Linked DNA regions of Homo sapiens: region 2 is linked to region 1. Evidence: chromatin loops called from intact Hi-C (ENCODE). Cell type or tissue: ascending aorta. All regions are shown on one strand. Region 1 overlaps DIP2C (disco interacting protein 2 homolog C). Region 2 overlaps DIP2C (disco interacting protein 2 homolog C).

Region 1 (5,000 bases):
GTTTTGTATGAGTGTTGTGTGTTGTATGTGCATGTTATGAGTTGTGTGTGCTGTATGAGTGCATTGTACATGTGTGTTGTGTTGTATGTGTTACGTGTGCTGTATGTGTGTATGTGTTGTACGTACGTGTTGTGTTGTGAGTTGCATGCATTGGGTATGTGTTGTATGAGTGTGTTATAAATGCATATTGTGTTGTGAGTAGCATATATTGGGTATGTGTTGTATAGGTTGCATGTGTTGTGTGTGTTGTGTGTTGTCAGTGTTGTATATGTTGTATGAGTACATTGTACATGCATGTTGTGTTGTATGTGAGTTGCATGTTGTCAGTGTGTGCGTTGTGAGAGGCGGGGGCATCCACGTGACTGCTCCTCAGCAAGTCCTGCCGTGCAGCCCCTTCTGAGCGTGCGTCCTCCCGAGTAGCCTAGAAGCAGCAGCATGTTTGCCTCTGCCCCTCCCCAGGAGGCCTCAGCCAGGTCCTGTGCTCAGCCTGCCGTGGGCCATCTGCCTCTCTCGTCTCTCTCTCGTCGTCATCCTGCGCCTCCTCCCAGTCCTGAGTAGCTGGGATTACAGGTGCCTGCCACCACGTCTGGCTAGTTTTTGTATTATTAGTAGGGATGGGGTTTCACCATGCTGGCCAGGCTGGTCTTGAACTCCTGACCTCATGTCATCCGCCTGCCTCGGCCTTCCAAGGTGTTGGGATTACAGGCATGAACCACCGCACCTGGTCCGTCTGCCTTTTAGTTACAACCTGTGTGTTTTCTGTTTTAAATTTCATTTTTCCAGGTCAGAGCAGTAGTTTCTTTTTCGTGGTGTTGCTGTGAATGTCTGTTATGATTAGGAGACTGGGTGGGTGCCCTCTCCCTGGTGCCTGGCTCTTTCACATGAGGTGGGGGTCAGCTTAGCTGCTTCTGATTTTGGGAGGCGCACTGCTTCTTGGGGCAGCTTGCCGGCCGGGGTCTGCCTGTGGTATTTCCTGGGGAGCTACATCTGTCCCCGTAGGCCTGGGGAAGTAGGCAGGCCCTGAGTACACGCCTCAACACACGTGCCTTCCACCAGCCCCCAGGCCCACGTCCAGACCCCAGCTGCGTCCTGTGGTAGCCAGTTCAGCTGCTGCCACCACGTTTATTGAACTTTTAATAGCTGTGCGCAGACAGGCCACGGGCAGACAGGCCACGGGCAGACAGGCCACGGGCAGACAGGCCACGGGCCGACCTCGTGGCTTTGCTTACCCCCAGTTCTATGTTACCTGTGTGCAGAAACCGGCTGCTCCCGGAGTCCTGCAGGCTTGGTTTCCCCGGCCCCGACTCAGGCCACAGGATCTCAGTCTTGGGTGATTCTGCTGCCGCGGGCCGGGCTCTGGGTGCCAGTGGATTCCCCACGCGCGGTGTTACTCCCGTGTTCACATCAGTGCGGGAGGGCGGTGAGGGAGGGAGGCGGGGACGCTCTGGATTCTTCTCCCTGCTCCTCACCAGCTCTGAACGCAGACCAGCCGTTCGCCTCGTTGCTTTTCCAGGGATGTTGTGAGTCTTTCGTGGGTAGGGAGTGATGCCCTTTGCTTTCTTCTCGCTTTCCCGGTAGGTGCTGAAGGAATAATTAATAATAATAAGGCCAGTTCGGAGAAAACAAAAACTCACAATTACATATGTCACCCGGACTCGTATTATTCCAGATAGCCCTTCTTTCCCACGAACTCACAGCTGCTCTTCGTTCCTCCACCGTAGCCACGCGTGGAGGGAGAGCTGCGGGACCTGGGCCTTTCCAGGGTGCTGCCGGCCTGCGTTGGTGACGGCCAGCGCTGAGAAGTTAGAGCACCCCATAAGTGCCACGGCAAAGACTTCGGCGTCTGTTGGGGGAGGAAAGCGCTTCTTTGAGTGATTTCCACTTGATTATTTACCTCTTATCAGCAGATTGTGTGGAAGGATGAGTGAATTCAGTGTAAGATTTATGGAGTGTTCCTGTAAGAGATAAGCCTGGCTCTTGTTTTCCTTTCGATCTCGTATATTTCATCGGGTTCGTTTGATTGATGTGTTTTGTTTTGGGAAAGCGGCTGAGGAGGAGTCACGTGAGTCTTTGCTCAGGGATTTTCCAGTGTGGGAATCTGGCGCTGTGGTTTCGCGTAGCGTTTGGTTCTGGAGGGTGGAGGACGATGTCCCAGTCCGCGTGTGCCTCGTCACGTGGCGGCGAAAGCATGGATTCCACGAGTCTTTTGCTAGAGAAAATCCAGGCGCTCCCAACCAACTGTGTGTGCTTTCCTTTTGGAAATGTCTCTAACTCATATACTGAACTTAGAATTTATTTAGTGTTTCTTATGTGAAGTTTCCTGGAACTACTGAAAATATTTTCCATGCTAGATGATCGCGTTACTGGACTCACACAATTAAAACTTTTTCTTTAGATTACATAATTATTTATTACCTATCCCCCGTTTTTCTTTTCAGTTAAAAAAGCACCACCTAGAACAATGTCCTAATGATGCCACCATGATTAGTGTTAGAATTTAGCTGTAGAGTGAGGTTAATAATGAATTAACAATCACTAGTATATAATATAAAGCACGGTTAAGGTATATATGTATATTTTATGAACCATCCAAAGCAAAAAATAAATTAGGGTCAAGAGAACTCACAGGTGCAGAAGTGTTATTTTTATTTTCTGTTTTATTCAGGAAATTTAAATCTTTAAAGCTGTTTTTGTTTTGTTTTGTTTTGTTTTTTTAAATTTCAAGGTCAACTCCAACAGAATTGATCTGTTCCTCAGCAGACCTAGGGGAGAGTACAGGTGCTGAACAGACCTGGGTATCTGCTAGTCGCGATTCAGTAGATATTTTCTTGTTAGTTGGTAATTAAAACATCGTTATAAAGGTTTTAATGTACTTTTTGAGCTTTATTACTATATATTCCTTCAGGAGTCTGTGAGAACTCTCTACTTTGTTTTTTCCCGTCTATTTAGTATTAAGTTAGGAGTTTTAATTCCTTCTACCCTGATATTTATTTAAAAATTCCCTATATATTTGTAGATATATATTTGGTTCATTTTAAAATGCTTGATACATTAACATTTTAAAATATCAAAAATATTTCAGAATATACATTTTTTAAAATGTAAAAAGTAACAGTATAAAAAATTGAGATACATAAATTTTAAAAAATCATCCTTACAACTCTTAGTACCAATGATTTCTCTGTAGCATTGTAATGTTGATTAACCCGGACATATAACAATGATCAATAGTGTTAATGTGTCGAGTGTATAACTGGGCTTATGTGTGTCATTTTATTGGATGATTTATTAACCACATGAAACAGCCAGTGTTACGAAAAGGGACGTTTGAGGTTTAAAGCCTTTCCTGGGTCCCGCTGGGGGTGAGGTGGGTCTGGGCCTACCCAGGACTGCTGATAACAGAACACAGCGGACTTGGTGATTTTTAGTCAAGAACTCACAGAATTTCGGTGAATCTCCCCAAACCATTCCTTCTTTTCTCTCTCCTGGAGCAAAAGAGAATTGTTAGGTTCACGTGTTGTGTCTTGTGAACGTTTATCGATTGCAAGACCCCAGAGTTTGCACAAAAGGCAGATGGGAGTTTCTGTGTGGAGATACCCTGAGCAACGTTGAAAACACTGGATCCTTTGTGTCCGGGCTTTTCCCCTTGGCACTACGGATGCTCTGGCCCAGAGGAGCCTTTGTGGGAGGCCGTCCTCGGTGCCTGCGGTGCTGAGTGTCACCCCTGCCTCCCACCCTCTGGTGTGGCCCCCTGGAGCCCTTGTGGGGAGCCTTTGTTTTTTCCCGTCTTTGTTTTTTCCTCCTGGGAGGAGGCTGTCCTCGGTGCCTGCAGTGCTGAGCGTCACCCCTGCCTCCCACCCTCTGGTGTGGCCTCCCGGAGCCCTTGTGGGGAGGAGGCCGTCCTTGGCACCTGCGGTGCTAAGCGTCAGATCCCTGCTTCCCACCCTCTGGTGCCATCAGCATCCCTCCTCCCAGTAGAATCGCCCCTGCTTGAGAGCCGCTGCCTTAAGTGGTGGCGTGAGACGTGCAGGTTTGTGTTTCTTCATTAGGAGTTTTAAATTTCTGAAAATCTAGTTGTGATGACTGTGAAACATACCTGGATGTGGACCTTCGAGTAGACAAGCTTCCGGATCTGTCATGGCACACGCATTTCAACCTGCCCAGGCGTAAATCCGCGTACAACTTTATTTCTCAGACATCTCAGCCTTTTCGAGGCACGGCTCCTGCTGTCTTTGCGTAGCTACTTATGCCTCTAAATGCTTCTGTGTGCTGGAAGCTGCTGTCCTGTCCCTGCTTCCTGGGATGCAGGGCTGTGGAATTTCTGCTGTGTTCCATGAAGGGTTAAAGCATTCCAGGGAAGGAGATTCTGAGATCTCCCTTTTTAAAGACACTTTTAGTCAGGGAAGTGCTTTCCAGCCATGTCCGTCTGTTCTCTCCTGGGATGGACAGGGCAGCTACTGTCCCTGTTCCCGAGCCTCAAAAGCCATTACGAAGTTCCAGCCAGGCCTTTACTTTCCCAATCCTATTTCAGCTGATCTCAGCCTTCCCTTGTAGATCTTTCTATTCATTTAGTTGGCATCCTTGCTTTCTTGTACCATCTCCCAGTTTTCCACAGTTTATTTACACTGGACATAGAATTGCAACAGAAACTCACCCATGCTGAGGTAGGGCTGCCCCAGGGATCTCCCCCTCTGCAGACCAGGCTGCCCACTGGAGAGTGGTATCACTGGGTCACGGTCACCATCTGCCCCAGCAGGGTCCAGAGTGTTTAGAGTCTTTCCTGGACATAGAAACCCTTTTGTGTGACGTTCAGATAAAACCAATCAGCATGTTCTGTTAATCACAGAGGTCGGAGCTGAGAACCATTAGCGTACATCCACCTCTCCCGAGAGTGTTCACGCCTCTTCCACGTGGGGCTAGGCTGCTGCTGAGTGTGGTTCTGCTGGCTGTGGGTGTGGCCTCTTTCCTCAACCACAGCCATCGCAGGCCTGCCACAGTTT
Region 2 (5,000 bases), 72 kb after region 1:
CTTATTTACGTCTGTTTTCCATTCACCATAGCAGTGTCCACTCTTTGTCGGCTTAAAAATAAGCTTTTTCCTCCGCTTTCTAATCAGAACAGTTAGTTTGTTAACCATCCCTTTATCAAGAACGATGGCTGTCAGGCCTCAGATTATGACACAAGTAGTAAGTGCGGCTGACCCTGAACAACATGGGCTTGAGCTTCGAAGGATCATTTACGTTAATTTTTTTTCCCAACCAAACCCTTATTGAAAAAACCTGACTTTGTGGAGGGCCGACATTTCCTACATGCAGCTCCACAGGGTGGGCGCGGGTCCTGCGGACGCGTGGATTTCGGTAAACCCGGGGTGTCCTGGAACCGATGTCCCTGTGTAGATGGAGGGACAACTGGAGCTTTTTAAAAGTTTGTGTCCTGCCTTGTTCTAAAAAGGCTTCAAGGTAGATGCAAAATCATTTCATTCTTTCAGTTCTCTTGGTGGGATATTGATGTTTGTTCTTCAGTGTCTCAAATCCTGAGTGAGAAGAGTTAGTGCTTCAGGGACAAAGCCACAGTCTGGAAACACATATTGAGATACTCACTTTTTCTTCATGGTTTCACAAAAGGTTGTGGTCATATTTTATTCAGTTGAACCATAGGAAACTGCCAATATTTGGCTGTTTTTGGCCTACAAAATGGCAAGTTTGTATATTAAAACCAAAGGCTTCCTGGATGGGGAAAATAGGAACTAATAAGAACCTGAAGTTTTCTGTCATGGCCCACGAGTCACAGGTGAGTAAACCTGCGTGAGGGGACGTTGGCTGTACAGTATTTTCTTTGTTTTGAGACTGTCAGAAAAAGGTCAGTTTGATTCCGTGTGGGCCCTGCGCCTCGCCTTTGCTGCAGAGGGGATTTGCCATTTTACCTCTTGTCCCGAGTGCCCAGGAGGCTGATGCCATGTAGAAGACCTGCGGGTCGGTGGATGTGAACGGGCATCGGACACACTGCACCTTGGGACACATCTGAGAAGTGCGTGCTTTGCACCAGGTCTGCGGTGAGGGCGTGTTCTGTCTCCTCTCCCTTCTCTGGCTTTGCAGGCCTTGGAAGTTGGTCCTGGGAAGTGAAATTAGCTAATGCTAATTAGCTCAAGGTCAAAGCCCGAATCAGGCTCATCATTTCCTGCAGTGTCCACAGCAGCAGGTCGTAAATTCGACATGATCTGAACCCGGAGAGTCGAGATTCCGCCCTGGTTTGCGGCTCGGTTGTGTGTGGTCTTGAGAAAGTGAACATGGGTTTTCTTGACTCTGAGGGGGCCGACGAGACCTGCCCTTCACTAGGGGTGTTGAAGCATTGGGCCTTCCTGTCAGGAAGCAGCCAGGGACTCGAGAAAGCACCACGTGCCCTCCAGTTCCCTTACGTTGAAATGGTTTATACTCAGCCACGTTCCCTTATGTTAAAATGATTTGTACTCAGCCATGTTCTCTTACGTTGAAATGGTCTGTACTCGGCCATGTTCCCTTACGTTGAAATGGTTTGTACTCGGCCATGTTCCCTTACGTTGAAATGGTTTGTACTCGGCCATGTTCCCTTATGTTGAAATGGTTTGTACTCGGCCATGTTCCCTTATGTTGAAATGGTTTGTACTTGGCCATGTTCCCTTATGTTGAAATGGTTTGTACTCGGCCGTGCCAGGTCATTTTGGGAGGTAAGTGGGGAGTTTCATGTGGGGTTGTGCAGTATTCTTAGGTGTCAGGTGTGAGAGTTGAATTTGTAGAAGCTGTGCAGATAGGAAAGGGCCTGGCAGGAGTGCTATTTACATGGAGCTGACTTAACCGAGGTCTGTGCTCTCCCTGGGTCCATGTCTGGCCGTTCTCTCCCAGTCTGCAACGGGACCTTCACGTGACTCAGCACCGTCGGCCCCTCTGTCATCCCACTGCGTAAACGTCTGAGGATCTGTGCACGGCTGCTCTGTTAGTGAGTTGTGATAATGAACTGAGAAACGGTGAACACACCCTGAATTGGTTGGCACTGGTTCCACGGCCAGTTCCGCCGTGGTTGGAGTCATTCATGATAAAGTGTGCTGGACTCCTACACAGAGCTCTGAAATTCAGAGGCCCTTTAACTCGGCAGCTAACCAGCTGCTGCTTTCAGAAGACATTCGAGTCCCCTTTACCTGCCAGGGTGACCCTGGGAATTTGAAGGTGAGTGAGACAAGCTCTCCCTTTCTTGTGGACTTTACTGTCCAGAGGGGAGACGGATGTGGATGGTAAAGGAGGCCCTATCGGAGGTCAGTGCATGTCGGTTTTATTTCTTCAGCACTTGCTGTGTTCAGGTGGTGCCCCAGGCCGTGTGCAGAGCATCTGGGGACCCCGCCCGTGACATCCCAGGCACAGCTAGGATATGTGCCGTCTCCATGCTTGGCCCAGCTTTTGGGGGGAAGTACCGAGGAGGGCCCCTGCCTCTGCTGGAGAGGGTTGGAAGTCAGGGCAGCCTTCCACGAGGAGATGATCGCCAGCTGATTTCTCCAGAAAGGGTGGGGGGGGGGGGGTCCCGCGTGGGCAGAGCAGGGCGGCATGCACAGACCCGGGTGTGGGGTCTGCTGGGAGACAGCGGGGGTGAGGTGTGAAGGCAGTTGGAATTTACAGGATAAATTATCACTAAGGTGATGTTGGGAAAACATATAAAATTGGGACTCTCTGGGGTAAACGTGGACTTAGGGTTACACTGGGCGTGGGTGTTTGCAGGCTCTGAAGTCAGATTTAGGAAAGTGGGGCAGAGCTGAGCCCCAGATGACGATGAGACCACCCCGGGGGGATGTTGAATGAGGCAGGGATGGAAACCCAGTGAGTGTCCTGGGGTTGGTCCTGCAGGAAGGCGGCAGAGGAGACCAGTGCCCTCAAAGGTGTGGGGACTGCCTCTCAGTGCTGGGATTGCAGGCATGAGCCACCGTTCCCGGCCACTACTGGCATAATTTGTAAGCTACTCTCTCATACCCACTCCCATATATATATTTTTAAAACCAGTTTTATGGCTGTATTTCTTCCAAGAGAACCAAACTGTTACCTGTTTGAAGTACAAATAACAGTGACCTCGTGTTTAAAAACCAAAAATGCCATTTTGCACAGAAGTTTCCAAATACCCAGTTGGTTTGAGCCTTGCAGTGTCATACCTGCTCTCAGATTTCTACACGAGCAGGGACGGCTCGTACATCTTCAGGTTTCCATTCTACTAACTTAACTGGAGCTGTATTCTCATGGTATTTATTTTGAAGCTTGTCAAAGGAACAGTTGGGAAAAATTTCACATTTTTAGAATTTTCATAGTAATAGTTATAATTTACAAAGAATTAAAAATAGTGTTGTCATTATTTTGCTTTTTTCTAGATGTGCCTCCAAACAGGGTTGCTAATTAGTTTCTGAATCCCAGGAATTCAGAACCATACCCTTTCTAAGCAGACACCTGTAATCGAGGAATTCCACCTAGTCAGTTCACTTTAAGCATTTTAAAAATATTTTCTTTATGCTAGTTGGTACCTGTGGCTATAGTTTATTTTCACTGCTGAGGAATATTCCATGGTGGGAACAAACCGTCATTCATCTGTTTTCGTATCGATGGACATTTGGATTATTTTGGGAGGGTATGTATGTCTATTCAGCCTTCATTTTTTTCAGGATTTTTTGTAGAAGATAATGTGGTGATATAACATCCGCTGCTACGGAGGCAACATGAGCCCTCATTACAGCCACACAAACTGTCACGCCTTGTTACCAATACACAGAACCATTTTCTTCAGTTGAAACACAGCAGAACCTGAAGTCATCTGAATGGGTCCTCCGATTATTACACTTGGAATTCACTTTATATTAATATGCTTCCTAATTAGCAGAAATATCAATTATACAGAAATGTGAGAATGTCTAATTATACGTTTATAACAGAAAAAAACCTCTTGTTGAATACCCCAGAACACATGGCTATGAATGTGTCTCCCTCATGCCCTACCACTGTTTTCTTCGCTTGAAATGTGAAATGACACTTGAATATGGTTTTCTGGCGACTTAGACTCGCATCGTTCTTCAGAGACAAGATGTAAAGCACATGGAGACTTTCTGCTGTTTGTGGAATGTGATTTCCTGGTCGCCTCATTCAGGCCGCCGCTGTCTTCCCCTCTGGCTGCCTGCACTGTGGGACGTCTGAGGAGAGGTCCCTGTTTCATCCTGTGGAAGTTCTGAAAAGGAAGGAGAGGAGGGTGTGGGGTGTGGTACCTTTGTGTTGGTCCCTTGAGCTTTTATTTGGAGTCTCGGTTACCTTGGTGGTTCCTGCCTTCATGTCCCTAGCTGGTGGCTTCGTCCTTGTGTCTAACTCACCGGCAGGCAGATGAAAAGGGAAGTTGTATTTAGCCAACAGCTTGATCTTATTCTCAAGGCTCAAATCGACTGGGTATTTGTAAACTTCTGTGCAAATTGGCATTTTTGGTTTTTAAACATGATGTTTTATTTGTACTTCAAATGGGTAACTGGTTCTCTTGGAAAAAATATAGCCATATAACTGGTTTTTAACAAAATAGGGGAGTGGGTGTGAGAGAGTGGCTTAGAAATTACACCAGTAATGGCAGGGCATGGTGGCTCACACCTGTAATCCCGGCACTTTGAGAGGCCGAGGCAGGTGGATCACCTGAGGTCAGGAGTTTGAGACCAGCCTGGCCAACATGGTGAAACCCTGTCTCTACTGAAAATATGAATATTAGCCAGGCGTGGTGGCGGGCACCTGTAATCCCAGCTACTCGGGAGGCTGAGGCAGGAGAAACACTTGTACCGGGAAGGTGCAGAGGTTGCAGTGAGCCGAGATCACGCCACTCCACTCCACCCTGGGTGACAGAGCAGAGACTCCATCTAAAAAAAACAAAACAAAAAAAACCAGTAATGGAAACCTGACTGTTATCTGTGATGGAGGTGGCGGCTTCTTTCATTTTTTAGTGACAGGATGAATTGGATGTGTGTTTGCAGTGTTGATCTTGACAAGGGAAATGGTC

What was found. Peaks named below come from ENCODE experiments on the same cell type or tissue, not always from the same donor. Only the 100,000 strongest peaks of a DNase experiment are listed, where the experiment ranks them.
Region 2: it touches region 1 in a loop (1.9-fold over the local background); 1 of 110 quality-filtered maps calls a loop at or near these places.

Annotation. Positions count from the first base shown.
Region 1 is chr10:662,799-667,798 of GRCh38, reverse strand. All of the region lies in intron 1 of DIP2C (disco interacting protein 2 homolog C), which reads left to right. It overlaps DIP2C-AS1 (DIP2C antisense RNA 1), which reads right to left. Exons shown (of 4, transcript NR_187391.1): 4 at 1-5,000. Among named protein-coding and RNA genes, the nearest start is that of DIP2C-AS1, 15 kb to the right of the region's middle. RefSeq lists an enhancer at 3,289-3,816. In ascending aorta, no CTCF peak of the experiment used is centred here; DNase peaks (open chromatin) are centred at 1,418 and 2,138; H3K4me3 peaks cover 1,332 bases; H3K27ac peaks cover 934 bases.
Region 2 is chr10:591,003-596,002 of GRCh38, reverse strand. All of the region lies in intron 1 of DIP2C (disco interacting protein 2 homolog C), which reads left to right. Among named protein-coding and RNA genes, the nearest start is that of DIP2C-AS2, 35 kb to the left of the region's middle. In ascending aorta, no CTCF peak of the experiment used is centred here; a DNase peak (open chromatin) is centred at 1,942; H3K4me3 peaks cover 594 bases; H3K27ac peaks cover 1,066 bases.